2 separate regions of the Homo sapiens genome follow, and region 1 is linked to region 2. Evidence: read pairs that join two places in POLR2A ChIA-PET (ENCODE). Cell type or tissue: PC-9. All regions are shown on one strand. Links, peaks and the distances in the headings refer to the core of each region. The heading gives the core; the rest is flanking DNA.

Region 1 (17,432 bases), core at 3,724-11,723, 460 kb after region 2:
TTAGTAGAGAAGGAGTTTCACCACTTTGGCCAGGATGGTCTCCATATCCTGACCTCGTGATCCGCCCGCCCCTGTAATCCCAAAGTGCTGGGATTATAGGCGTGAGCCACCGTGCCCGGCCACATTAATCTTTATAAATGTGAATTTCTAAAAAATTTAAGTGTTGGCCCACTTGGTTTCTCAAGTTGCCTGCCTGACCCTCTTCGAAGTTGTACTTTTCTTCTTTTCTTTCCTTTCCGTACTATTCTAAAGCTTTTTAATAAACTTTCACTCCTGATCTGAAAAAGAAAAAAATTTAAGTGTTTTCTTCCTTCATTATATCATGATAGAATTATGGTCTTACCTTGGAAGAATAGTATCTCATAAAATAAGTAAGAAGAATGTGGTAAATTAGTGTCGTATCTTTTTTTGATTGTAGTAATCAGTAAGTGAACATTCTTGAGCACTTTCTCTATCCCAGGTGCTCTCCTGCTTGGTTAGGGATGCTCCAGATTCCTGGGCCTTGCCCACACCTAGTGAAACAGAATTTTGGGAGCTATAGCCAGAGAATCAGCATTTTAAGCAAGCAATGCATTTAGTATAGCTACTTGGGAAGAGTTGACTGTTTTACTCTACAGTATTTTTATGCATACTGATGTCTGAGAATTGCTGGAATAATTATTTTTATAAGGTATGGTAGAGGAGCAAAACTATTCTAGGTGGTGGGGCAGATTGTGTAAAGTTATATAGCTTCAGAAGAATCTGATACATAGGCAGGGCCAGTATTCTTGGCTGAATAGAGAGGGTGTATCAGGGCCACTATTGGGAAGTGTGTCCAGAAACATGGTTTGTGGGCCTTGTGTGGCCTTCTCAAATGTTAGAATGTTATCCCATTGGCAGTAAGGAACTATCAGACCATTTTAAAGCAGTAAAGTTATGGGTTTTGTTTTTTTGTATTTTTTATCAGAAATTTATTGACAATTTTTTAAAAATGTAGATAATTTTTATAGTTTCAGCAAGATTGAGAATTATCTTTTAATGAAAAAACTAATTGCAGCATCATGTCCTGAATGCATTACTGAGAAGGCATGCACGTATACTCATACGAGGTTGACAGAGTAAGTCAGAGAAACCACAACAACAAATTAATAAACTTTCCAGAACCATCATGCTGCAAAGTTATTTTTCTGAACACCTGATAATTTAACCTTTTAAATCTTCTTTAGCTTCACTGTGATATGGGGCAGACACTACTAGTCCCTCAATATCTGTTTCCCCCTTTATCTTTCCATGTGGCCGTTTTCCAGTTAGGTGTGAAGATTATGATGAAGTTTCTGGCCAATGGGATATAAGAAGAAATGTTGTGTTGCAGATTCTAGGAAATCTTTTAAAAACACACTGCTGTGTACCTTCCTTACTCCTCTCCCCTGCCCCCACTTCCCTTATCCTGGAATGTGGATATGATGATTATGTAGAATTCTAGCCAGCATCTAAGACCATGAGAACTAGGGTACGTTGTAAGGATAGCTGAAGAGTGAAGTCAAAGAGTTGTGAAGTTGCCATACCAGTCCTTTGAACTTTCCTTTGAACTTCCTTTATGTGAGACACAAAGTTCTGTTCTGTTTGAGCAACTATTTTATTATGTGATTTGCGGATGAACCAAGCCCTAAGTAATACAGGTACTGAACTGGAAATAATAGTATTTGGATTCTATTTAAGTTCTGTCATTTACTTGCTGTGTGATTTTGAGCAGGCTACTTACCATTTCAGCCTCATTTTCCTTTTGTGTGAAATGTTAATGATATCATGGTGTCTTCATTACATTGTTGCAGGAGATGAAGCAAAAGGAAACTGTACACAGATCTGCACTGACAAAAGGGAGTACAAAGAACTTGTAATTCTTTTGCTGACCCTGGGCAGTTCAGTGAAATGCTTGGGAGAATGATTCTGAGGTAGCACTTAGTTTAGCTGGAGAGAATTTGGGGATCACTAATGATGTATGTTGTAGGCAAAGGAATGGTGTGCACCCTGCCAGGGCCACATATAGGCCTTCCCTCAACTCAGACTGGAAGGCCGATCTATGCTTATATGATCAGTCCACCAGAAAGTCTATTCACACCCACTAAAAGCTGAAGTGTTTAAAGTGTGCATTAACTAGCAGAACATTATTAAAGAGAATTGCTGCCAAACTCTGGTTGTCAGTTAAATTTGAAAAGGATTCACTTCCTACAACCGGTATTTCCATCAAAAATGATATGTACTTTTATGACTATACATACACACACATATTTTTAATGATAAGTATTAAATACATGATATTCAAGGTTTACACTATAGTGTTACTGATTTAAAGGAGTAATTGCTCTGAAAATTTTAAGTATTCTAAGTCAAATAACTAAGCTGTAAATTTATGGAACGACTTATTTTTATTTCTGGCATCCATCATTTCCTGATGCACCAGCTGAAAATATGCTTGGCAGCACCAAAGGAAAACTGTAACCCCTGAAATAGCTTGTTGATGGATGGCTTGAAGAAGTTGATAACTGAGATAAGCAGCCATTGTCCCTGTTGCTGTTGCTATGTTAGGGGTTCTTAACCCATGTTGAGTTTGGAGGGCTGCATGCAGTGGTCTGGAAACTTCTGACACTACATGTAAAATTTTAGGTTTGTATTTTTGGGGGGAGAACATTCCCTGCATTACATCAGATTCTCAAAGATCTGTAACCCCCAAAATATTAAGAATTACTTTTTTAGATGTTGCTTTGGTTTACTAGCTCCTTGGGCTGTGATTTCTTAGGATATTTTTATCTTAATGGTAAAGGTGGGAGAGTTGTTGTCAGGTGGGGCATATCTCATTGGGTACCTTTACTAGTTTGGCGTCAGAAAGTAGAATGTGAGAACCTTTTTACTTGTTATCTTAAAAAGGAAAACTTACTTATAATTAGTAGTGATTATTTGCTCATGGTTTGCCTTTTCACTGATTATCCGAATCCAAGGTGTTTTTCTGCTGCCTTGCCCTCAGCCCCGTGTTTCCTCATGCAGAGTGCCCAGCTTGTTTCATTTTGTCTGTGTCGTGTTCAGTGTCAAGATCTCAGATGAAATCTGTCTCGAGGCTTCCTCAGTTTCTAGATAGCTCTCTTTTTGATCTCATGTTGTAAATCTTCTATCATTTATTTGCTTCTTAATCACATGGTATTTTGTAGCAGCTCCTATATTATTGTTTTGTAATGTTATTTACGCCTTTATTTTTGTATGTCTTGCCAATTATGTTGTAACCTCCTAAAGGACATCTAACCCGCTGCGTATTTTATAAAATTGTAAGCACATGACTATCAAAAAGCTGATCCTCAGTCTGTATATTGTTAATAGCTTTTGTAATGACTTGTAAACCATTTAATATTTGGTTAGAAAACTTGGTAATATCTTCTATTAAGGTATTTTCTCCAATGAAAATAAGTCTTTGTTAACTTATCTATTACTTGGATTTAAATTATACTTACTTTATTTAGTTATATAAATGCAAATTAGTAAGCATTCAGACTAAGCCTGCCTTACTCTGGGGAGGAGGGGCTTCCTTTACTTCCCTACCTCTGCTTGACCATGCGTTTTAGGAGAGCCAACCTTATTCCCAGCCCCAGAAAGTCAGTGCTCATTTGCCTAAGCCAGTCACGGTAGTCTAATTCACCTTGCCAGTGATTGGCTTAGGAATGGGCACCCATCACATTTCTGACTGCGACATGAAGGAAGATCAACTGAGAGACTCATGGGCAGATACAGACAGAAGAGACTGCCACCTCTTCTCGTGGCAGTTATTTGATCTGGATGAAATGGCTGATGATGTTTTATCTATCATTGCCAACTTTGCTTAGGAGAGCTAGCTTGAGACAGAGGTCACATGTCGAAGATGGCAGAGTAAAAGGAGGAAGCAACCATGATGACATTGTTGAACTGACATATTCACTAATTTGGGAGCTGTTTACCTCTGGACTTTTTAGGTGAGATAATAAATTCCCGCATTAAAGTTTAAGCCACTTTTAGCTAGGTTTATGTTACTTGCAGCTGAAAATGTCTGCACCGATGTTTGACAGATGTGCTTATAATGCTATCTCCCTGGATAATCTTTTCTTGGTAGAGCCCCTGTTTTTCATGCCCAGACTTCATGGAAATGTATTTATATGTATATCTCAGTAAAGCTCTTCAGTCTGTGTCTATATAGAAGACATTTATATTTATGTCTTTCTAAACTCAAAACAATTGGAAATAGTCTGGAGTTCAATTTTAAATGAAATTAATAGATTGTCAGAGTCATAAGTAAACATTTTGAATGGTATACTCACTGCCATCAGAAATGTTGTGCATTTTGGATATTGCTGGTACCAAGGGAGACCATATTACTGCTACAAAGCAGCTAGTGATTAACAACCATAGTAATTGGTGATCAGGAAACAAGTTAAACATGCTCACATAATAGTTTGCTACTTATATATAGGTGTTTTTACTGTGTTTTAGTTATGTCTTAAGAAATTGGTTGAGGGTTTTAGATGATATATTCCACATTGTAATTTTTCCCATCTAAAGTGATGGGAAATAAGCTTGCCATTATATTTTCCCACCCATTTGATTTTCAGGAACGTATTACTGATATTAGGCAGGGATTCCTTTACTAATCTGGACCAGCTATGTTATTAAGTCAGCAATTCTGCTGATGATAATGTAGTCTTTAACTAGCAACTCACCTGTATCCCTCACATATTTTAAATGTTACATATTTGGAAATGTATTTCCAAAACGCTGAAGGCAATAAATGAAACCATAATTTTTTTTTTAAGCATGGAAGTTCAGGAGAAAAATTGAAGTGTATATGTTTCCTTTTACCATCCCAAATTTCTAGTTACAAAATCACTTTATAAAGTTTAAAACCAAGTATATATTATGTTTTTACTGGAGTTGAACATTAATCATGCCCAGTATGTCAGATGTGAAAGAAGAGTTTTAAAGGTAATGAAAAATATTGTATTAATCTTATTTTTAAATGTTTACTTTTTTATTATAAATTGAGCTGCAGTTTTTTAATATTTTGCAATTATAAGGTGGGGGTGATGCCGCACCTAAGTTTTAGAGCTAAAAGGACATCTTAGGGATAATTCTAAACAGCCACATATGTAAATATTTCTGTTTGATAGTTATATATTGAGAATACTTTAATATATCTAAATTCTTTTGTTTTTGCTAAGGAGAGAAAGGAAGGTAAATATAGTATTGAGCTACCTTATATGAGTTGCCAAATTATGGTATGAACCAATTATAGTGAAAGCATTCCCTTCACATATAAATGCTTTTCTAGCCTGTAGGCATCTTTTCATTGCTAAAGTTGGGTTAAATTTTCACCACAGAAATTCAATTATGACTTATACCTGTTATGAAAATATGTAAATACATCAAATATATTTTAATGTTTTAGGTCCAGATATATTTAAATGTTTTTTATCCCCTAAAGGAGTGCAGTTTCTTTCTGCTCCTTCTAGGTCTCCAAAGTTACAGGACCTTGAAGCATGTAGAGCTCAGCATGGTACAAACCTGTATTTTTCAATTTGTGCTCCATGTGACCCTTCCTGGAACTGAGCAGAAGTGTTATGCTGCCAACATTGAATAATGGTGGTCTTTTCACAGTTTGTAGGGGAAAAAAGCTGATGGAATTTTAGGTTTTTCATTCCAAAATTTTCCTTAAATTCTAGAAAGAGCCACCATTAATTTTCAAGCAAGTATTAGGCAGGTAAAATGTATGTATGAGGAAAAAATGGTTATTCAAGGAAAAAAACTTGTAAACAACTGATAATATCTACTTTTATAACTGTTCTTTAGATATTTGTAGTCGTCATCATTATTTTATATTCAATTAAAATAAACCAAACATTAATAGCAATTTAAACTTAGAATTACTAAATACATAATTTCATCTAAAATGATAGTTTGTATGATAGAATTTAAAATATCAGTATTTACTACTGTCCTGCAAAGAGCATTTTGACTTCAAGCCTTGCATGACATTCACTATATGAAGAGATTACATTTCGAAGGAGAAGATGGGAACTCTGCTGCTTATTTTCTTTCTCATCTTACGCATTTCAGATCATTTTGCTGGGGCATAGATTCTCTATCCAGTGACTGAGGAAGTAAATTGGATTTTTATCTCTAAAGTTTTCTTAGAAAGAGCTTTACATTTTAGTGACCCTTTTTTGTTCTATGTATTTAAAGAGACTGACAAATCCCTAATTTATTCTAATCTTTATCGAATTAAAATTTGATGGTATTGAAGTGTTTTCTGATACATGGAGTTCTTTCTCAGGAGGGAAAAAGGTGGTTCACCAGCTGCCAAACAAAAGTCATGAAGATTTTTTAGTTAAAATTTTATCTGGCTAGTAGCTCAGTTTAGCCTTGACTAATCTTGTATTAAAATACTCATGCAAATGTGGAAGGAAAAATTTTATAACTGTTCCAAAACTTAGGAATGACAGTTTAATGCTAGAAACTGAGGTGAAGTTAGATTGAGAAAAAACTAAGCTTCTACACATAGTACAGTATGTTGATAACTGCAGTTATTAACAGCTATTCCTCTTTACCCCTGGGGTTCCATTCTGTAAATGAAACAGAGTACTTCGCCCCCTTTTTCTGCACTCTCGCACACATATCACCATCTTCCCTTACTCTGGAAAGCAGCTAGTCAGCAGGTAGAGAAGGGACTGGTGGTGGTGGTGGTGGAGGGTGATGGGGAGGTATAGTCTAGTCCTCACCAGGAAAATAATGTGGGCAGGAATAGAGACAAAAATTGGTGCTGCTAGTAGTCATGAGGAGAATTATAACTTTTTTCTTGTACTCCTGCAGACCACGTGGTAGAAATAGGAGGAGAAAGACATTCCAAGAGAGAAGAATGACACTGAATGAAAGCCCAGAGAAAATAGGCAAATGGATTGAATGCTATGGGCACCCACCTGCCTCTAAGCTGGTGGAAATTTATATTCATACAGTCTTTGTGGAAGACAAATTGTCAATATGTATCAGAAGCTTTAACAAGGTAGATCGATTCCCTTTGCCTTAGAAATTCCACTTTTAGTAATTTATCATCAAAACACAAGCAAATGCATTTTTTGTTTGTTTGTTTGTTTGAGATGGAGTCTTGCTGTGTTGCCAGGCTGGAGTGCAGTAGCGTGATCTCAGCTCACTGCAACCTCCACCTCCTGGGTTCAAGTGATTCTCCTGCCTCAGCCTCCCGAGTAGTTGGGACTACAGGCCTGCGCCACCATGCCCAGCTAATTTTCGTATTTTTAGTAGAGACGGGGTTCACCATGTTGGTCAGGATGGTCTTGATCTCTTGACCTCGTGATCTGCCTGCCTCGGCTTCCCACAGGGCTGGGATTACAGGCATGAGCCACCGTGCCTGGCCAAAATGTGGCTTTTAAAATGGTATATTTCATGTGAACCTTTTTGTTATGTATATTTTATGTGTCTAAAATAGCTGTAGGAGGAAAAACATTTACCTAAGGACCATATGATTACAGGTAATTTAATCTTTTTTCTTCCTGTTGATTACTTATATCTACTTCATTATTCTGTAATGAACAAGTATTACTTGTATAACTCCAAAGTCAAAAGGAACCCCAAAGGTATATATATGTCCCTGAATTCTTGAATCTCTCAGGGAGCTGTAGTTCTTCTAAAAGCAGAAGTACATTTTACTATTACTACTGAAATTGTACTGTGCTTCTTGTTTCCAGTATACAATTCACCAAACATTTACTAAGTAAATATGAATAGTTACTCTTAAAATATCTTTATCTATCTATCTATCTATCTATCTATCTATCTATCTATCTACATTATTTCGGTAGACTTAAGGCCAATGTATAATATAGGAAAATCTCATCTGAAACTTTCCCTTCATTCTGCAATAGCTTAGTAATGTATAGACTTTCCAAGGGGAAAAGATGTTTTGGGGGAAGAAGTTAACCAAATTTTTATTTGGGTTTCTCTCTCATGTTTTCCTGGATGTCGATAGTTCTTTTATTCTCAAAAGAGCTTCATGAAACTAGAACTTCCAGTGTATCAGGAGGCATCCTTTAAACATTAAGGTCTATTTTAAGGTGAAATTCTACTATATTTTAAAAATTGTTTATTTAAATTCTATAACTTTTAGTGGATTGCACAAATTTATGCCTTGTTTATTTTATAATGACTTTATTACAATTTTAATAATTTAGCAATATTATATGAACGTGAAGTTTTATATCCTTCTTTAAATATTTTGTAAGATGTTTATGTGATATTTTAAGTTTAAACTTATAAACTCTAATCATATTAACACTACTTACCATGAGTGTATGTAATAATTTTTCCTCTGTGGTGGGTTTTTATATTGTTAATAAAGTTATATTTCATATTATCTTAAAATGGCAATTATTAAAAAGAAGAGCTTTCCCTCTGAGGACTGAGATCTCTCTTTTTGTTGCCATTATTGTCAGTTGTTCTGGAATACTAATGCTTTGTTGATATAAGGCAACTGAGTTTTTTTCAACTGAGTCATTAGACACTTGAACAAGAGCAAAGCTTTAGATTTTTCTCCATACCTATAGAGGGGCACTATGAAGTAGTTGGAAATTTGTCTGTGTGAGTCATATTTGAGCATTCCAAAGAAGGAATGAAGCATGTTTTCTTTTTCTCCTCATGACTAGTGATAATTGAGTATCTTTTCTTGTACTTATTGGTAACTTTTTATTTTTAATTTTTATGAGTATATAGTAGGTATATATATTTATGGGTTATATGAGATTTTGATACAGGCATACACATATAATAATCACATCAGGGTAAATGGGATATCCATCACGTCAAGCATTTATCATTTTTTTGTGATACAGGCACTCCAATTGTACCCCCTCAGTTATTCTAAAATGTATAACAAATTATTGCAGACTGTAGTCACCCTGTTGTGCTATCAAATGCCAGATCTTACTTATTGTATCAAACTATGTATTTTTGTACCCATTAACCATCTCCATTCCCCACCCCACCCCCACCACTGTCCTTCCCAGACTCTGGTAACCATCATTCTACTCTCTATCTCTCTGAGTTCAATTATTTTAATTTTTAGTTCCCACAAATGAGTGAGAATATGTGAAGTTTATCTCTCTCTGCCTGACTTATTTCACTTAACATAATATCTTTTTTCCATCTATGTTGTTGTAAATGACAGGATCTCATTCTTCTTTATGGCTGAATAGTACTCCATTGTGCATACGTACCACGTTTTCTTCATCCATTCATCTTTTGATAGATACTTAGGTTGATTCCAAATCTTAGCTATTGTGAATAGTGCTGCAATAAACATGTGAGTACAGCTATATCTTTGTTATCCTGATTTCCTTCCTTTTGGGGATACACCTAGCAGTGGGATTGTTGGATCATACGGTAGTTCTATTTTTAGTTTTTTGAGGAACCTCCCTACTGTTCTCCATAGTGGTTGTACTAATTTACATTCCCACCAACAGTGTTTGAGAGTTCCCCTTTTGCCATATCCTTGCCAGTGTTTGTCATTACCTTTCTTTTGGATAAAAGCCATTTTAACTGGGGTGAGATGATATCTTGTTGTAATTATGATTTGCTTTCTCTGATGATCAGTAATGTTGAGCACCTTTTCATATACCTGTTTGCCATTTGTACGTCTTCTTTTGAGAAGCTCGCTGTTTCCAAGTAGAGAAAATCACTGTTGCTGCCAACCAAGTAGCCGTGCAATAATTTGTTTACTTGCTGTCAACATTTTCCCCACCACAGTTTATCTCATAGAGAATTCTCAAGCCCAGCCAACTTTAAGATTTCATTTGTAACACAGAATGATTATGTTATATTAGATAAGAAAGGCTGTAGAGAGAGAAAAATCTCCTAACCTTGTCTTTCTGTCTTTTCTAGACATAATACGTTGATTTTTTTTACTCTGATTCTGTCCATTTAATTTTTATTACATGTTTCTCAACCATGGTCTTTCCTTGTTACTTTCAGGCATAGAACTTCCTAAATGTTTAGTCTCAGAGCAAGAACACTCAAGCTTTTCATGTTCTTTGGCACTAGCAGCCGTAACACATTGAATTTCTGGCAGTGGAATTTCTACTCACAGGATCTGACCCCTCACACCATGGCCCTGAATTAAAAAAGACATTGCTTCTGAGCATATGCAACTCAGCAAGGATCCTCAACAACTTGTGTCCTATGTAGACCTAGCATCTTTAATATCTATGTATGTTGGGAATTATCTGTCAATGTGTCACCTTTAGGTTCTTTATTTTTCTACATCTGTCTTCTGTGGTCATAAATGCTGATTATAAGTTAAGCAGCAGTGTGCACACTACATCTTATGCACTAATGGTTGGATTTAGTATCCAACCATGGCAGGAGTGTGAAACAGTGAGATGGATCATTGACCTTTGTCTATAGGAGGCTCTTTTAAACCCTACTGTGTATATCTCCGTTTTTTTTTTTTTTTTCTGATAAACTTACCAGTGTAATTTTTTTTTGAGATGGAGTCTCTGTTGCCCAGGCTGGATTACAGTGGTGTGATCACAGCTCACTGCAGCCTCTACCTCCTGGGTTCAAGCGATCCTCCCATTGCAGCCTCCTGAGTAGCTGGGACTACAGGCATGCACCACCATGCCCAGCTAATTTTTTTATTTTTTGTAGAGATGGGGGTTTTGCCATGTTGCCCAGGCTACCAGTGTAATTTGTTTTCTCCTTGAACTCATACAAGACTCACTCTTTTAGCCAAAGTTGGTAAGAATTATTAGGTAGATTAAAAAAAAAAACACCCCAAAACAAATGTGGTCTGATGGTGAAGTATCACGATAAAGACAATTTGTAAAAACTGTGAAATCATATTAGATCTTAGTATAAAATTCTAATTTTCTATAAAAAAATACTTCTTAGAAGTCCTGAGCTTAGCCACTGGAACTGGCCACAAGACCTGATTTGGGAAGAGGTAACCTGTTATATGAATTTAGTTAGTAAAATTGTAGAAATTCAGATGTCATTTGATCCCAGGGAAGTGTATTTCTCCCCAGCTATTAACCAGTGTCAACTGTCTGAAATTTATTGATCCGAAGGCTCTTCCTCATTTGTTGCCAGTAGCTCTCCCTCATACAGAACAAATGACTCACATGCTCAAGCTAAATAAAGCACTCCGTAAAGATTTTTCTGCCTCTAGAACTGCTCAAAGTCAGCTCTCAATAGTGGGCACTGATTCTTGCCAACTGGTTTACCCTTATTAACTCTATAGGTAGGGCCCTGTGAAACCACACTAACATGTAGATGTTCTCTCTTTTTCTTTCTTCTTCTTTTTTTTTTTAAAGGCTGCCCTTTTCAGACATTCCTTCTGAAATCTGTTAAGAATAACATAAGACTAGTCACAGATTTATTGATTTTTCCTGGGCATTTGACTATGTGAAGTGGAACCAGCTATGACCTAAGCTTAGCAAGCTCAGTAAACACCCTCTCTTTGCTCCAAGGTCTGTATAACTTCTGTCTTAGTACACATGCCAAGCAGTCAGCAGGAACGGTCTTGTGGTAGATGAGATGATTTTCAGTCAGGATAAGTCAGATTGTTTTGCTTTTCTTTTTATTTAAAAAATTATTTTTTCACCCTTTAAAGTCTTGATGATCATAATCCACTTCTTGATGGAATGTGTACCTGACACTTTGATACACTTTGCAACAGTCCTGATTGGCTTTCTGAACAGATTCCTTATTATCTAGGAATGATATCTTCTATCTAATTATTTTCCCAAATAACTGCTTAGTGTTTATTGCTTTAATATCAGAATCCTCTATTCTGCCAGACAAGTTGCAGCATTTAATTTGTTTTCTTCTAAAACACCTATGAAACAGATAAATTATCCATTTTATTTCATTTCCTGTAAGTTATTTTCTTAAAACAGGTATCTTATGGGTACATACTGGAAACTTTAAAAAATGGCTAATGTAAAATTCATTTTGAAATATGATTGTGGCTTCCTTTTGTGGCAGTCCTGCTCAAAATTTTCCAAGTATCTCAGGAAGGAAGAAGCACGAATATGTACCTGCTAAAGCCCTTGGGGTGGGCACCTAACTTTAAAGATATTTTTATTTTTTTAAGCTGATATTATCACATTCATGTGACATTGGCACCCAGTGTGTAATAGAGCTGTGGTTATTTTAACATAAAATGCTTTAAATTATGGATCATCAGGTAGTAAACTGGAGGATATGAGATTTACTGTATTTTTTCCTTGTCATTATGCCTCTTTTCACATGGTGCATGTACTCTTGGGTATCCATCTTCCAATTTGAGACGTATAAATCAGAGTTTTTCAGTTGCTTAAATGACTCTCTGTTTGAGACCAGAAGTGTTTTCAGAGGAAAATTTTGATATTCCCTCAGCTCACCTTCATGAGGGCTGTGAAATAAAAACTTTGGGGAGTTGCCTGGATTGGATTCCTTAGCAAGCTGACCCCACTACTCATTTGATTGTTAGAATGTGCATTTCTTTTAATTAGAAATAGAGAATTTCTGCACTTCACGTTCTGGCTAGACAATATGTTATCTGAATCAAATACTTACTAAATGCCCATGAGTTAGACACTGTGCTGACAGGCACTAAGAATAAACAGGTAGTTCTATATCTGATGTGATATTATTTATTTTGAATTGCTATATGCTTCATTAGTGTTTTTGGATGAAATTTAGTAAGATATAGACAGGGCAGATTTATTTCTGTGAGAAGATTGCAAAATATAACAGTTCCCATTCTTGAAGTAACTAGAGAAAATTTTTTTAGTGCTTTTTAAAATAAGGTTTATATAATGGTGCGTTTCCTGCTGCATCTCTGCCATCAATTTCAACCAAACTGGTAGAAGTTTTGATTGAGAAGTAGCTGTAAGTTGACTTTCAGTGTTTTTACAGCTTAGCCTTTTCCTTAGAAGTCACTTCTAGAACCAGATCCACCTGATTTAACAAAATGTGTTTGAGGTTGAATCATTGCAGGCTTTATTCTGTCTAAATGTTTTTTTCTTTTCTTTTTTTTTGTAGTATTTCGTAGAACTGGAGATCCTGTTTAGGCAGTTGATTCCACAGTTTTGACTATCAAGTAACCCAGTTGTAATGTGGGTGCTACAGCCTCAGCTTCTTAAATTTGGTTTGGAGCATCCTTTCAACCTTCTTTCTCCAGCTCTTAATAATTACCTGCTCCACTTCTTTAATGACTATTTAGTGGTAAGGTAAATAGGAATCTTGTCTTAAGATGAATTCATCTCAAAGTGATTTGGAGCCAAAAACCAGACCATGACATTTCTGGCTGTGGATTTCGTTTCCACCAACTCACCCTCTTGTCTTTTTTTTTTTTTTTTTTGAGACAGTCTCACCCTGTTGCCCAGGTCTGATAACAGCTCACTGAAGTCTCGACTTCCCTGGGCTCAGTGATTCTCCCACTTCAGCCCCCCAAGTATCTGGGACTACAGGAGTGCACCATCATGCCCAGTTAATTTTTATATAGTTTGTGTGTGTGTGTGTGGGGGGGGGGTAGATACCAGGTTTGCTATGTTGCCCAGGCTGATCTTTGCCTGCCTTGGCTTCCAAAGTGCTAGCATTATAGGTGTGAGCCACCGTGCCTGGCTGGGTTCCCCCAACTCTCAAGGGGTGCTGAGTTGACTGATTATGGGAATGCCAGAACAGAATTCTGAGAATGCATTTGTGTTTTTCCTTCTTATCAGACTCATTTTAATAATATAACAGATTTAATTTTTAGTTTTCATTGACTCTTTATCCAACTGATTTAAAATTTAAATATATTTATGCTTTAATCACTCATAAACTTGGACCTCAAGTTAAAAATTTAATATCCTTAGTTCCTTAGAATTTTGTAAGAATTTTTGAATTAGAAGTACAATTTTGTTTAGTTTTTACTTACACTAAAATAGGAAAATCATTAAGCTGTTTAAAAATAGTGGCACCAGACTGAACTAAACAGGAGCAGTGGAAAGTTTCACTTTAGAAACTGCTAGAGAACTGAATCCCTAGGGTGGTCCCTGGATGTGATGGTCCAATCTGTAAGGTCATCTTGGAAATAGATTTAGTTCTAAGTTTAGGACCAGAAAAGACTACTTCCTTCCTCCAGGCTTTTCACATTTATCCCTAAAGCTATATTGAGTGAGGGCAGATATATTTTTCAATTCCACAACTGCTGGTGCACCACAACTTGTAAGGTTCTGTAATCTTAGTGCTCATATAATGCCTTACACATATTAAGTTTTTAGTAAATATTTGTTGGGGGAGAATGAGTAGATGAATTGGCATGGTAAGAACTCTAAACTGAGCTCTGGGTTATAAGTAATACTGTTTATATAAGTGGAAATACGTGTTTTGTTTATTCATAGATTATAGCCAGAAAACTACACTTAAAAATAAATTCCTGAAGTGAAAGTAAAAATTAATGTTTTCTTCTCATGAAGTAAGTGTGGTGATACTTACAAGTTATTCAAATATTTAGAGATGCTCAGTAAATAACTACTTCTGTGGAGGGTGTCTTAGTCAGTCTGGGCTCCTTTAACAAAGTGTCATAGATTGGTGGCTTGTAAACAATAGAAATGTATTTCTCAGAGTTCTGGAGACTGGGAAGTCCAAGATCAAGGCATTGGCAAATAGGCAGTCTGGTGAGGGCCTTCTTTCTGTTCATAGATGGCACTTTCTCCCTGCTCCCCACATGTTGGAAGGGTCAGGGTGGCTTTCTGAGGATTATTTTATTCCATTCATGTGTACTTCACCCTCAATACCAAAGTACCTCCCAAAGGTCTCCTAATACCATCACTATGAGGGGTAGGATTTCATTTCATGAATTTTGAGGGAACACAAATATTCAGTGTAGAGAAAACACCTGAAGTCCAAAAATTTATATTAAGAAAAAGTCAGGCTGGGTGCAGTGGCTCATGCCTGTAATCCCAGTTTGTGGGAGGCCAATGTGGGAAGATCGCTTGAGGCCATAAGTTCTAGACCATACTGGGTAACATAGTGAGACCCCCATCTCTACAAAATAAAAACAACAAACAAACAAACAAACAAAAACACCAAAGGGCCGGGCGCGGTGGCTCACGCCTGTAATCCTAGTACTTTGGGAGGCCTAGGTGAGCAGATCACCCAAGGTCAGGAGTTCAAGACCAGCCTGGCCAACATGGCAAAACCCTGTCTCTACTAAAAATATAAAAATTAGCCAGGCATGGTGGTGGGTGCCTGTAATCAAAGCTACTCGGGAGGCTGAGGCAGTAGAATCACTTGAGCCCAGGAAGTGGAGGTTGCAGTGAGCTGAGAATGTGCCACTGAACTCTGGCCTGGGTAACAAGAGCGAGACTCCATCTTAAAAAAAAACAAAATGCCAGGCATGGTGGTGCATACCTGTAGTCCCACCTACATGGAAGACTGAGGCAAGAGAATTGCTTGAGCCCAGGAGTTTGAGGCTACAGTGAGCTATGATCACGGTACTACACTCCAGCATGGGCAACAGAGGGAGACCTTGTCTCTTAAGAAAAAGAAAAAGTCATACAAGTATAATTCACACTTGGATCTCTATCGCCATTTGGTTAATATTCCAGTTGTGTATTAGACATTTAATAAACATGTTCTGTATTCTTGTAGAGGAAGATGTGTGAGGAGGAATGGAATCTATCATACCTATTTAAGGAATGAACTGTATCATTTCCTCTCTAACTGTGGGGCTTAGAGCCCTAAAACCTCATGTAAAGATAAATTTGTGGCTGAGAAAGTTAAAATTTTAAGGGGAAACTAGGTTAGGGGACCTTAAATTGAAGGTATGTGACAGTTTTTGCATTTGCTAGAAGAAAACAAAGCACACTACAGACAATCTATGTGACATTTTATATATCTTAAATTAGTAATACTGGAACTGTCCTGCTCAACTTCATTTGCCATCCGTTGTTTGCTAGAGACTTTCTCAGTGCTCACTCTTACATGCTTGTAAATCTGTGCTGCTTTGTGAAGATGAGAGATGTATGAAGTAGTATTTTTCTGAACCTTCCCCTCTATTTAAATGCTCTGTGTCTGTGCTTTTCTGATTCAGAGTTGACCTTATGGGTCTTGCTTATAAGGTCCTATATTTCATAGTGAAATATGATTAGGAGGCTGATTAGGATGATTAAGAGAATGACAGGGTATTTACTTATGTTTGCCTCCTATCTGTTTATCAGTTCCCCTTCATTCTATTCAGGTTTCTGCAGCTGTGGGTCCTCCCATGGTTATTTCATGACAAGCCATTTACCCATGTCTCGGATGACTGTCTGCCCTCTGAGGATGCCTGGGTGTATTTGCTTTCTTCAGTCTCCATTTATCTTTCCTAATAATTCACTGCAACCATTTCTGCCATCTCTCTGCCATCAGCTATACCTCCCTTTTCTGTTTCTGACCTCTTTTCTCTTCTTAACGAATTTTCCAAATAAGAGTGGCTCATGATTTGTAAAAAGTAGAACTGAAATTCATATTGAAATTCAGATAGAGAAGGTATACAGAAATATATTCACATATAGTTGAATTTAATGTAAGGGATGTCAAGGTAGGGAAGTGATTACTATGTAGATGTTTTCTATTGTGTTTGTGATTGCAAGGAGGATTTTATATGATAGTCATAGCTTGTCTTTAAAAGTTTGGTATGTGATAATATCAGAACAGTAAAAGGCTATTTCACATTTTAAAACTAAATCTTTATTAAATAATTATTTCACAAGTTAGTAATTATTGATATTCTTCTTCAGGGACTAGAGTTCCTATGCTTCCTAAACTGACTTTTAAGGAAAGATGAGACTATATTCAGTGCAGTTTTAATATGACATATTTTATTATCTCTTATTTTTTAAATTGATATTTTATGAAGGAGTCTATGGACTATAATACGAAAATTCTGGTTGGGGAGGCAGGAAACCTGGCTTTCAAGTACACTCCAATAGCTTTTATATAAAATTCAGGTGTTCTTTTTCTCTAATACTTGAAATAGCTATTTTCATTTTCATGTCATTTTCTGTACTTTTCCTGATACTTTTAAACATTGTTTTATTTTCAAATGAACAGCCCTCAAAGATGAAAATAAAAAGCAAAAGTTTCTTAATGTCTTAAATGCTTTTGTGTATATTAAGTGACTTTCTTTAAATTGAATCTTACTTTTCCACTGACATCTATGATGATTTCTGAAATGTGCTCCGGTGAGTAAAATTTGACAAGCCACTCCATCTGCCAGTGGCCTGGGTTTTTGTTGTTGTTGTTGTTGTTGTTTTTGGTTTGCCTTTTGTAAAAAATGCTTAGAGACAAGTCAACCAGTTTGTTTGCTGATGAACAGTTATTGCTTCACCCACCTGTACAACTTCATTGTCCTAGCTACAGGG
Region 2 (13,488 bases), core at 5,198-13,197:
TGTGAAGATTTTTGTAGTTAAGCTTTTTTTAAAAAAAAGTCAACTGAGTTACTTACGTGATGAAATTAGAACACATACTTCTTACAAGCACATTCTCTCCTATCCCCCTCTCCATTTCAGTTGGCACCATAATGCCATTTTTGCCTAACCATAACATAAATTAATATCATTTTATTTTATGGAGTTTTTCTTTCTGGGATAATAACATTTCTGCTTTGTTGCATAATTATCACAGACAGGTTTTTCTTTTTTTGGAGATGGAGTCTTGCTCTGTCACCCAGGCTGGAGTACAGTGGCGCGATCTTGGCTCACTGCAACCTCTGCCTCCCAGGTTCAAGCAATTCTCCTGCTTCAACCTCCCCAGTAGCTGGGATCACAGGCACCTGCCATCAAGCCCAGCTAATTTTTAAAAATATTTTTAGTAGAGATGGGGTTTCTCCATGTTGGCCAGTCTGGTTTGGAACTCCTGACCTCAAGAGATTCTCCCACCTCAGCCTCCGAAAGTGCTAGGATTACAGGTGTGAACCACAGTGCCTGGCCACACACAGGTTCTTTAGTTTTATATGGGAAGAGATTGCATGTCTTTTGCCAAGCCTTTCATTGTATGATTTCTCCATTTGTGAGTTTTATGGGTTTCGTTTTTGTTTTTGTTTGTTTTTTATTATTTTGGCATGTGTATCTTATATCCTGTGACCTTGCTGAATTTACTCTTTGTAGCATTTTTCTTTTCACAAAATCCTTGAGATTTCCTTCACAGTCACATTATCTACAAATCTGCAAATAGGGATGGTTTCATTTTTTCCATTACAATCTATATGCCTTTTCATTCTCTTTTTTATTTTTCTCCTTTATTATACTGGCTAGAATTTCCAGTACTATATTGAGTAAGAGTGATGAGAGTGGACATCCTTTCCTTGTTCATGATCTTAACGTGAAAACATTCAGTCTTTTACCATTAAGTGTACCATTAGCTGTTAGTTTTTGATACTTGTTCTTTATCAAGTTAAGGAAATTCCTTCTGTTTTTGTTTTTCTGAGAGTTATTTGTCCTGAATATTGGATTTTGTCAAGTATTTTTTCTGCATCTTTTCATTTGTGTGAATTTTCCTTTTTAGTTGGTTAATAGGATGAATCGTGTTGATTTTTAAATGTTGAACCATCCTTACATACTCAGAATAAACTCTACTTGGTCATAATTCTTTTTACATAATGCTGAATTCTATTTACTAATACTTTGTGAAATACTAATACTTCATTAAGTATTAGTACTTAACATGCTAATTCATACTTTTAAGTATTTTTGTTTCTGTATTTCTGAGAAGGGTAGTAGTCTGTAGTTTTTTTTGGTTTTTTTTTTGTACTGTCTTTGTTGGATTTTGGTATCAGGGTAATATGAACTTGATAAAATGAATTGGGAAGTGTTCTCTCCTACTTTTTGGAGGAGATTGTACAAATTGATGTTAAAACATTAAAAAATAATTTTTAGAACATCTGTTAGAATTCTCCAGTAAAACCATCTGGACCTGGAGATTTTTGTGGGGGTCAGGGGCGGGGGGTGAGGGGAGTTTTAAAATTGTGAGTTCAGTTTCTATAAATAATTATATGGCTGTTCAAATAATCTATTTCATATTGAGTGAATTGTGATGGTTTATGCTTTTCAAGGAATTGGTCCATTTCATCTAACTTGTCAAATTTATACGTGTAGAGTTGTTTGTAGTATTCCCTTATTATCCTTTGGTATCTGCAGGGTCAATAGAAATAACCCCTGTATTATTCCTGCTATTGGTAGTTTGTGTCTCAATCTTTAGAGGCTGTCCATTTTATTAATCTTATCAAAGAACCAGCTCTTTTTTTTACATTTTAGGTTCAGGGGTACATATACAGGTTTGTTACAGAGGTGAATTGTGTGTCATGGGGGTTTGGTGTATTTAAGCATAGTGTATTTAAGTGTATTAAGTGTATTTAAGTGTATTAAGCGTATTTAAGTGTATTAAGCATAGTGTATTTAACCAATAGATAGTTTTTCAGTCCTCACCCTCTTCCCTCCCTCCAGTCTTAGGTAGTTTCTGGTGTCTGTTATTCCCTTCTTTGTGTCCATATGTCCTCTGTGTTTAGTTACAAGTGAGAACTAATAAGGTTTTCTGTCCTGTGTTAGTTCACTTAAAATAATGCCTGTTTTAAATTTTATTAATTTCTGCTCTTTATTATTTTATTCCTTCTTGCTTTGGGTTTATTGTGCTCTTTTTGTTGAGTCTTGAGGTAGAAGCTTAAATAATCAATTTATTTCTCTCTTTTTTAATGTAAACAGTTAGTGCTATAAGTTTTCCTCTTAGCACTGCTTTTGCTGTGCCGCTCTATTGTTTCCAAACTGTTTCTTTGCTATTTTTACTTCCCTGTGTCATTAGCAAAACTAAACTCCAGGAAAGCAGGGAAAGGTACTTGCTTTTTGCTTTTCCCAGTATATAGCATAGTGCTGTGTATTTGAAAATAATTTTTGAGCTTTAAAACTTAGATCTCAGCTTGGCAGCTTACATCTGCTTATAACCAGGAACTGGAAGAAACACAATACAAATATTCCCTAAAATTAGAAGAAAACTATAGAGGGTTTATTGCAAGTAAAATTCTACTTAATAAATTTATTTTTGTTTGTTGAAAAGCATATGGAAAACACTGTATGGGTTAAGTCTTTAGCAGTGTGTTTTTTGTGTTTAAGAATTTATATAGAGAAACATTTGAGTTTTTTAATGGCAAAATTAAAGAGCAGAGGCATGAATATTTAGTCTGAAACCAGTTCCAATCTCTCAGCAAACATTAACATCCTCCCAGTCCATTCTTAGAGCCCGTGGACTTTTCAATATCTTATTTGCACCTCAAGATTTATAAATAGAGCAAAAGCGGTTTCTTGTTGGACCTACTGATGACATAACCTTTTAAGTATTCCATTTAAAGATAATTTTAGAGAGAAAGGGAAAGGATATGGAAAGTTAATAGACAGCTATAGGTGCGAGAGTGGTGTGTGGAAAAACTAGTGAACTTTAAATGAAATGGGGGTGAAAATTCCAATTTACCATGTTGGCTGGCTGGTTTGGGTCCATTTAATTAACCTGTCTCATACTCAGTTTCTTCATCTGTAATATGAAAGGGATACTGCTATCGAGTTTTCAGGTTGCTGTGAGCATCAGAAAAAAACATAAAAATTTCTAACATGGTACCTCACATGTACTATATTTGTAAATGTAAGGTGTGTGACTGTAAGATTTATATCACTTTCATAAGGAAAATCTTTTGGGAAAATATAAAGATGTATCAAAAATTATTTTAATATGGTTAGAAGAGGGAATATATTTTGAATACATAAATGCAGCAAATGAATGCCATAATCCAGAGCAAAATTAGAAGTACCTGATTGTCACCTTGGCAAAATGTGGTATAAAGTGTTAAAATTTAAAAAAAAAAATAACTAGAATTTCAGGGCTTTATTGTGAATTACACTCACTGACTTCCCGAAAGCCTGAAAGGAAGAAGACGTGCGCTCATGGTAAAGGGCATTAAAATCTTGGTGAAAGAATATTCTTGAACTGGTGGAGTGGCTGAAAACCAAGCATAAGAGAAGAGGTTAAAGGCTGTATCCTCAGAATTCTCTGGCACCCATGTAAGAAGACCATGGAGTAATATTTACAAAGTTCTTAGGGAGAAGAAAGTTTGTGCAATAGCAGACATTCTGAAGCCTGCAAGAATTTCAGATGTGGCACCGATTAGCGCCATTAAAAAAAACTGCTTGCTGAAACCCAGCTAACAAAAACATGATATTAATGAAAAACTCAAATTTAGAGGAGTTGTGATTAAAAAGGACTCTTGTTGAGCATGGAATCTAGTTTAATGTAGATCCAGGATTAAGCAGTCATGGAATTACAGTTCATAATTCATATAATGTAAACTATGTACATTTTTACCAAATAAAAGCAGTTAACAAAAATTGGTTGTGGCAGAGGGAGTGTGTGTGTATGTATATGTGTATATATATATTTGTACATGTGTGTATCCATGCTGATTTCCACATTTCACAGCAAGAAATCAATAGATAGTGCCTAAAATTGAGCTTATTTAATGAGCCCTCCAACTCCTTTCTGTTTTTTTGTAAACTTTTCTTAATTTTTAGAGGGATCCTTTAGAGGATGGGGGTCATATTACAGATGTCTAGGTGACATTCAGATTTTTTAGATTCCTTTATTTCCTATAAATTCAAATAAATCTAATATGTTAATTCTTTAAAAACGAGATGACTAATATAATTCCCATTCTGTAAAACTGTAGGGTTATGGTTTGAATATTTGTCCCCTCTAAAACTCATGTTGAAATTTAATTCCCAGTTTGGCAATATTAACAAGGCCTTTAAGGAAGTGATTGGTTTATGAGACAGACCTCTGCCCTCATGAATGGTTTAATCCATTAATGGGTTAATAACTTAATGGGTTATCATGGGAAGGGAACTGTTTTGGCTTTATAAAGAAAGGGAAGGCCGGGCGCGGTGGCTCACGCCTGTAATCCCAGCACTTTGGGAGGCCGAGGCGGGCGGATCACGAGGTCGGGAGATCGAGACCATCCCGGCTAAAACGGTGAAACCCCGTCTCTACTAAAAACACAAAAAATTAGCCGGGCGTAGTGGCGGGCGCCTGTAGTCCCAGCTACTTGGGAGGCTGAGGCAGGAGAATGGCGTGAACCCGGGAGGCGGAGCTTGCAGTGAGCCGAGATCCCGCCACTGCACTCCAGCCTGGGCAACAGAGCGAGACTCCGTCTCAAAAAAAAAAAAAAAAGGGAAGAGGAACAAACCTAAGCTAACACGTTAGCATGCGTATCCCTCATGCCATGTGATGCTCTGTGCCACCTCAAGACTCTTCAGAGGAGAGTCCTCAACAGCAAGAAGGCTCTTACCAGATGTGCCCCCTTTGGCCTTGGACTTTCTAGCCTCCGTAACTGTAAGAAATAAATGCTTTCTCTTTATAAATTACCCAGTTTCAGTTGTTCTGTTATAAATACCAGAAAATGGACTAAGACATAATAGCAAAGTGGTTAAGAGTCTGAATTCCTGATTCAGATTGCTAGTGTGACTCTCTGTGTCTGAATTCATCTGTAAATGGGAATACTAGTCCGTACTTTATAGTTTGCAGATGCTCTTAGTACAGGGTTCAAATGTTAACTGTAATTACCTCTCCTATTTTTGTTATTGCTAGAGAGAAACCTGTAATGATAATCACAAAATATTAATAATTGTTGTTTCTGGGTAGTAGGACTTGTGATGATTTCTTCCTTCTAAATCCTTTTTTAACAATGAATAGCATAAAGCTGTCCCTTTAAAAATAAAATTAAAATATAAATTTTAGTTGTCCCGGGAGTTCTTTTGTATCTGAAACCTCAGTTGTCAAGCTTGGAAATCTGTACTTTTAAAATATCCTCAAGCGATTCTGATTACACATCAGGTTTGGAAGCACTTGGCATAAAGAACTTCCCCCACCCAATTCAAAGAAATAGTATTTAAGCCCTCATAATGTGCAGTGTGGTTAAGCTGTGTCTTTTTCCAGTCTAGTCTACCTCAACACTCTTGTGGACATGATTTTTGCCAAAAATCTGAGTGAGCTTTGGGATGCATTCTACCCCCATGAGATGGCTATTTTATCCCAGGAGCAGGAAAAAAAAAAATGGGAGTTTACAGTTATTTAGTCATAAGGCCGGAGTCCTTTAAATTGGAAGGGAATGTGGTAAACACAACACAAGAGGAGCCAACACATTCTGAGTGTGCTGATACTCTGGGGGAGAAGAGTAAGAGAGTATGACAGGCATCAGACAGCATCACAAAACATTTTAAAGTTAAAAACAATTACGTAACACCAAGAAGTCAGTTTTCCTTACATTCACTCCAGGATAGATGCCTTGCTTAAAAAGTGCCTCTTCAGCTAAGAAAAACTGTGTCCATAAGTACTTCAGTAGCTTTCCACAAACAGTAACTGTTTTTGTGTTATAGAAGTAGGCTTGTTCTGAAGCTCAGCATGTCCTTGGAATATGATTGAGTAGCATGTTAGTATTCATAGTTGATGGAGCTGGGTTAGCACTTCTTTAACTTCAGATATCCATATGATGATAGAAATAGGAATTTTCTCTGGTCCTGCAGTCCTTCCTCTTCTCAGTCACAGTGCTTTCTGCCTAAGTGGTACTGAATGGCATTGTGACTACTGCTTTCTTCTCCAGTGCCAGGAGCGGTAGACTCTGCAGCAGTAAAATACTGTCTTTGTTCTTTTCTGAGATGGTGAAGTGGCTGTGTATGGTATTAAGGCAAAATCACAGCTAGGACAAAAAGCAATGGAAAACCAAGATCAGTGTGCTGTAAGGCAAAGTGTTAGTGAGAGAATCAGAGGATGTAGAGAGTGACAACTCAGTATCTGCTAATGCTCCAGGTTCACTGCTTCAATCGTATTCTGCTTGTCTTCCTCCATAAGAAATTAAGAGTTAAAACATCTTTCATTTACTTCTCTTGGCTTCATGTTTTCAATTCATGGTACTTTCATATCACATACCTCTATTGTAGATTGTCTTGATCATGTATACTGCTAAAGGAAGGACTTGTATAATATCGAACAGATACTTGACTAATCAGTTCTCTCTGGCTGTTTGAATGAAATTTCAAACCAAGATTTCTGGTTAGAGCAAGGTCTAATGAACTGGTCCTCAGACAATCGAGATATTTAGAATTTCAGAACAATCACTTAAGACAGGAGGGATATGTTTTATTGTATCTTTTGGATATAAAGATTACACTAACGGCCAACCTGAATGAGGGAAAGGGGGCAGTAGGGAGGCAGAATTTGAGACCCCCTCATCAGAGAAAACAGCAGAAAGACATGGTAAACTTGTTTCTGGTTTTCCTGTGGCAAATTTGATTGGGTGTAGAGAGAAGGATCGTTGAGTGGGGCTATGTACTCATCATCCATGAAGGCCTACCTTTCTGAACTTGAAGGTACAGTCAGGATAGAGCAAAAGGTGTAAACATGTATCTGATAGTTTCAGATGGTTAATTTACATCTCAAGATACTGGGCAGCTTTGCTTATACTGTGCTGTTCCTTCACCTCTCCTCTTCCTCTTAGGGTTTTTCTTCCCAAACTGGAATTACAATTCAGGAGAGAGCCTGAAATATAAGATATATAATGCAGCATAAGCATGGTGTGTTGTCATGGCATGTCAATTTTACTTGTAGATTTTGGGATATTTTTATATCAAATATGAATATATTAAGTATGTACTTAATGGGATAAAGACACATGAATGGGTTTTTGTATACACTTTTTACTGAAATAAATGTTAATACAGAAAAGTATGTAAAATCATAAATGTAGAGCTTAATGAATGTCACAGAGAACAAGCCATGTAACTACTAGTTTTTTTTGTGGTATCAATAAGCTTTCCTTTAATTACTGTTTGTATGGTATATTTTTCTATTATTTTGCTTTCAACTTTATAAATCTATTTAATATGTGTCTCTTGTAAGCTGCATGTAGATGAGTTTATTTTTCTCGAGTCTGGCTGGCAATCTTTATTTTTTAATTGTAGTTTTTAGTCTATTTGCTTTTAATATAATCATTGATATGTTTGGTTCTAAATCAACCACCTTACTATTTATTTTCTATTTGTCTCATCTATTCTATATTCCCTTTTTTTTTTTTTTTTTAACATTGCCTTGATTTGGGGTATTTTCCCATTTCATTTTTTTGTATTTGAATTTAATTATATTGTTTTACTGTTTGTTTGTTTAAAGATTATATTAGACATCCTTGGTCTTTTAAAGGCTATTATTAATCAGTTTTTTTTTTTTAAACAACTCCTGGACAGTGAAATGACTTTAGAGCTCTTAAACTCTATGGATCCTCCTTATACTTTTTGATGCCAGTTTTGTAATTTGTTTTAATGGTAATAATACTAATATCTTGTGAGACTTTCAAAAAATGTTTTATTATAGCCAATATTTATTTGGATTTACTTACATACATACCCTTTTTATGACTCTCCCTTCCTTCCTACATCTCTGAATTTTTATCTGAAATTCTTTTCCTTCTGCCTGAAGAATTAGAAATAGAACTGTTAGTGATAAATTCACTTAGGTTTTGTTTTTCTGAACATGTTTTTAAGGCTCATTCTTGAAGGACATTTTTGCTGGATACAGAATGCTAGGTTGGTAGTTCTGTTCTTTTAGCACTTTAAAAATAGTTCACTGCAGTCTTGATTCTGTTGTTGCTGCTAAAAAGTCAGCTGTCAATCTTATTACACCTTTGAAGTTTTTTTTTCTGTCCTTGGTTTTCAGTAGTTTGACTGATGTACTTAGGTAACATTTTCTTTTTCTTTGTAATCTTCATTGGGTTTTGTAGATTTTTAATGTGAGGGTTGGTACTGTGTCAGTTTCGGAAAATATTCAGTCATTATTTCTTTAAATACCACTTCTCCTGAGTTATGTCTCTTCCCTCAAAGGTTCCAGTTAACACTTACATTAGACCCTTTCACTTTATTCTGTTTTTTTGCTCAATTCTTTTTCAATCCATTTGTTTTTCCATACTTCATTCTGCGTATTTTCTTCTGACCTAGCTTTTTAGGTTATTAATTTTTTTCTTCAGCTGTGACTATTCTATGCCTAATTTCTTAATCTTGCCATTTAATTTCTTGACTTTATTAAGAATAGTTATTTCTAAGCTAAAAATATGAAAATCTTATTTGAGTCTTTTGGCTCTGTTTCTATTGTCTACTTTTTTGTGTTTAGCCGTAATTTTCATCTTGATGCCTGGTTGTTTTGGACATTGTGTATCAAAATTTTGTCCATGTTGTATACCAAAAAAAAAAAAGTCGTCATGATAATTTGAGGTTCTTCATGATTTTATATTTCTCCAGGAGAATATTTTTACAGTTAGGCTAGGGCGGATCATCCAGTCAGTGGCTGAGATGACTCTAACGTAGACTTCAGCCGTTGTAAAGATTGGTCTATTTTTGTTTTGTTCTTATTCTCAGATTGTAGCCTTTCAGAGTCCTTGATAAGAGCATAGGTGTTTTTCAGGACCTCTTCTCCTAAGCAGACTTTGGACATTAATTTTTGCTTAGCTTTATTGCCCTTGCTGTTTTCTCTTTCAGAATCAGTCATTGTCTTGAGGATAGAGCAGTGCCAGATGTCTGGTCTGCCTCTTTCCTTCCTTCTTCCAGATTTTGGCCCTACTAATTCTCACTGCCTTGATATCTTACCAGTGTCTTCAAACACATATTTATATTTTTTTACATTTTGTTCAGTTTTTCTGATTGCACTTGGTTGTACTAAAAGAACCTAGTCAGCCATTCCAGAAATACATGAAGTTGTTTTGTTTTTATTATTGTAGTGGTGATTGTTGGTTTGTACTTTTGCTTTCACAAACTATTTCAAAGCAATTTTGATTTTTAGGGTTATATTTCCCAGACCTCTACTTTCACTGCCCATTGCCCTCTGCTGTTAGTGGTGATTAGGTGAAGAGTTTGAGAAATGTAATGGAAAGGGCGTGGGTTTTTTTTTTTTGTTTTTTTTTTTTTGAGACAGAGTCTTGCTCTGTCACCCAGGCTGTAATACAGTGGCATGATCTCGGTCCTGCAGTCCTGCCTCCCAGGTTCTAGTGATTCTTTTGCCTCAGTCTCCCAGGTAGCTGGGATTACAGGCACGTACCACAACGCCTGGCTAATTTTTGTATTTTTAGTAGAGATGGGGTTTCACCATGTTGGCCAGGCTGGTCTTGAACTCCTGACCTCAGGTGATCCACCCGCCTTGGCCTCCCAAAGTGCTAGGATTACAGGCGTGAGCCACCACGCCCAGCCGGGCATGGGCTTTTTAAGCACACAGACCTACATTCAAACTGTGGCTCCTTCTGATTGTGTCAGCCTATATGAATTAATTACCTGTTTAAAATTACCTTTTTAAAATTTCTCTTTCCTCATCTGCAGACGGGTTTAGTGAGAATGAAAAAGGACATTGAAATTAAATTTTATTTAAAATGAAATAATGTATGGACAGCTTCTGGTATATAATAAATGCTTAGTAAACTTATTTTTTTAATTATCTTGAGGAATAGGAAACTAGAGTTAAGACCAATCTTTTAAGGAATTTAATAGAAGTTTATAACTTCACCATATAGTAATTGTTAACAAAAGCTTAAAAAGGGCGTTTATGTCAATGTTTGGTTGTGGGGCAGTTCAACAGGCATCTGTGTCCCAGGTACCCTACTTAATCTCGTTAATATTATAGATTCCATCCAAAATCTAGATCTTGCAGTATAGAGCAGAGGTCAGCAAACTTTTTCTTTTTTTTTTCTGAGATAGTTTCACTCTTTTGCCCAGGCTGGAGTTGAGTGGTGCAGTCTTGGCACACTGCAACCTCCGCCTTCTGAGTTCAAGTGATTCTCCCACCTTATTCTTACCAATTCTTCCCAAGTATTCACCTTATTCTTCCCAAGTAGCTGTGACTGCAGGCATATGCCACCATGCCCAGCTAATTTTTTACCATGTTGTCCAGGCTGGTCTCAAGCTCCTGACTTCAAGTGATCCACCCGCCTTGGCCTCCCAGAGTGCTGGGATTACAGGCATGAGCCACTGTGCCTAGCCAGCAAACTTTTTCTATAAAGGGCTAGGTACGGTTTTGTGAGACATATTGCCTCTATTGTAGCTATTCACTCTGCTGTTTTAGGGCAAAAGTAGCCGCAGTCAGTATATAAATGAATGGGCATGGGTGTGTTCAAATAAAACTCTATTTACAAAAACAGGTAGCAGGCCAGGTTTGGTCCATGGGTCCTCAAACTGTGCTGACCCTAGTCCTCCACAAGCTACAAGTGTTTTTTTACGTTTATAAAGGATTGTTTAAGAAGAAGATGCAACAGAAACCACATGAGACCCAAAAAGCCAAAAATATTTTATTTCTAGTTCTTTACAGAAAGGGTTTGCTAACTTTTGGGTTGGAGAAGGGGTGGTGGTTGCTACCAGAGAAAAAGAAGTAGACTTCCGTACTCAGAGTTAACAGCAAAGAAAGAAAAACAACACGACAGGAAGCCCTGGATCCACAAAGGATCCTGGTGGGAAGAATAGGAAATTCTGTGTGCAATACTGACATACTCATCCATACCCCACCCCAACTGTGACTGTCCTACTAATTAATCTGGTTTTATGGATTTTCCATAATGTGCTGTTTTAGCAGCAAATAGAGGGGTAAACTCATAGATAATAGCTAAATACTGTTAGAAATTAACTTTCCGTTATAGCTAAATGTTACCAGAATTTTTACTCCGGTTATGTATACAGCTTTGATTTTATAACATCCTGCTAATTTTTGTTCTTACAGAAATACACTTTCGGGAAATGGCCTCTAAATCCTGGCTGAATTTTTTAACCTTCCTCTGTGGATCAGCAATAGGATTTCTTTTATGTTCTCAGCTATTTAGTATTTTGTTGGGAGAAAAGGTTGACACCCAGCCTAATGTTCTTCATAATGATCCTCATGCAAGGCATTCAGATGATAATGGACAGAATCATCTAGAAGGACAAATGAACTTCAATGCAGATTCTAGCCAACATAAAGGTATGGTTTACTTTATTAAGCAGTAAACATAAGCAGTATTTTAGTCTAAATTTTGTCATATTCCTGTCTGTATCTGTTAATTAAAATGGGCTATATATTCCAGATATTAAAAATAATTCTTGGTTTGCCTCAAGAGAAGGGAATTGCTAAAACTCAGATTTATTTAGGGAATAAGATATTAATTTTGAATTCGTTTTTAAGTAGAAATAGTTCAGAACCCATGATTTGGGGAAGGGCATAACTATTCAGATTTGATTTGTTTCTGAAAATGTTTTTCTAGGTTCAGTTTTGTTATATGTGTGTCTTTGGTTTTTGTTACTTGTTTTGGTCATAGCTTTTGCTTAAGTCTTGTTTTCCTAGAGAAACTTGAGGTGTATGTAAGTTTCGATTTATATTTTTATAATTAGTTAATAGAACTAATCTTTTTTTTCCTCAAGAGGCACAAAGAACAAGGAAGTTAAAAACCAAGGATGCGTTCTAAAGACTTCATTTTCTCCTAGCCTCCTACCTCTAACCAGATTTTCTCAGTTGAGTTATTTATGTGTCCCTTAAGTGTTGGTTCTCTCCAAGTTTCTGTCCTTTAGCTGTTTGTCTGTGTGACATCATTAACCCGCATAATTTTAATTTCCTTCTATTTCTTACTGTCTTTAGCCCAGTTCCAGACATTGTGAGGTGACATTAACACAATGCAAAATACGGTTTGACAGAAAATAATATAAGTAGCTTGAAAACAATTGGAATTCTGGGATGCAGAGGGTCCACTATTCAGTTTTTTCTCTTCTCTTCTCAGTAGTAAATTATTTCTTCACCACCTCTCAAGCAGAGGTTGAATGGTGAGATTTCAAAGCCTGGTTCCATTTTATCAACTAGCAAACATAAACATACTATTACAAAGTATGTCGTGTTTTGTGATTGTTTATGTAACAGTAATTCAGCTCTGAGCAAGTGCTCTGTGTTCCTACAGAACAGTTTGGTCACTGTGTATTTGCTCTGTAGCATAGCCACATGTCTTTAGGTGATCAATTGGAGGCAGAGTTCCCTACTAATAGTAAGCCGTACGAGGCCTCACTGCAGGCATGTGTATTAGATACATACTTGTCCAGCTCAGTGGCCTACAAAATGTGGGGTATGCTAAAAGTTTGTCTACTCCCTTCAGACTCAGCATGTGTAAATTGAGTCTCCTTTTCCTTCCTACTCCTAGAAGTTGCTCTTCCTCCTCTATTCTTTCTTTTATATGGCTCATTACCATCTGTCTGTGCCAGAAATTAAGAAATCATGGTAGGTGCTTGCCTTCACATGCTAGCCAATTCGATTTGTCAGTACATTCTAACAGTGCTGCTACTTTACCATTTTTCATCTCTTTTCCTCTCAGTCCTCAGTGCATTTCCGATTCAGGCCTTCAGCTATACCCATGTACCTGCACTCAACCAAACTTCACCATTCCTTTTGGTGAACTTATAACCTATTTTCTGTATTATGTCTTTATTTTTTAATCTTCCTCTTTGTTCTACCTAGGTCCCTATCTACTGCTCTGTAGGATTTATTAGCCACTATTTTCCTTCAGCACATTGAATCCTTTGTTCATACCTCTATAATAACATCTCTTAGTATTTAGCAATTATTGGTTTGTGTGTCAGGCTCAGGCTCCCTGAATGGACTGAATTCCTCTGCAGCAGGAAATGTGTCTTACTCATTTTTTTCATCTCCTATGCCAGCCCATGCCCAGTACAAAGCAATTAGTGAATGAAAAATTATTTATCAAGTTCAGCGGTGGACAAACCTGTCTTACCTGAATGAAACAGATTGGGGATTCCTGCATTCACTGTTCTATCCATTCAAGGTTTGGTATATTTGTATAGCCAAGAGATTGG

Evidence for each region. ChIA-PET counts read pairs that join two places held together with the same protein. Peaks named below come from ENCODE experiments on the same cell type or tissue, not always from the same donor. Only the 100,000 strongest peaks of a DNase experiment are listed, where the experiment ranks them.
Region 1: POLR2A ChIA-PET joins it to region 2 with 13 read pairs; 2 of 35 experiments call an interaction of 5 or more read pairs at or near these places.

What each region holds. Positions count from the first base shown.
Region 1 is chr7:7,685,487-7,702,918 of GRCh38, forward strand. It overlaps RPA3 (replication protein A3), which reads right to left. Exons shown (of 8, transcript NM_002947.5): 3 at 1,742-1,842; 4 at 344-512. All of the region lies in intron 2 of UMAD1 (UBAP1-MVB12-associated (UMA) domain containing 1), which reads left to right. Among named protein-coding and RNA genes, the nearest start is that of RPA3, 24 kb to the right of the region's middle. In PC-9, for the core only: no CTCF peak of the experiment used is centred there; a DNase peak (open chromatin) is centred at 8,585; H3K27ac peaks cover 1,713 bases.
Region 2 is chr7:7,222,923-7,236,410 of GRCh38, forward strand. It overlaps C1GALT1 (core 1 synthase, glycoprotein-N-acetylgalactosamine 3-beta-galactosyltransferase 1), which reads left to right. Exons shown (of 4, transcript NM_020156.5): 2 at 11,381-11,617. The coding sequence starts at 11,398. Among named protein-coding and RNA genes, the nearest start is that of LINC03016, 25 kb to the right of the region's middle. In PC-9, for the core only: no CTCF peak of the experiment used is centred there; no DNase peak of the experiment used is centred there.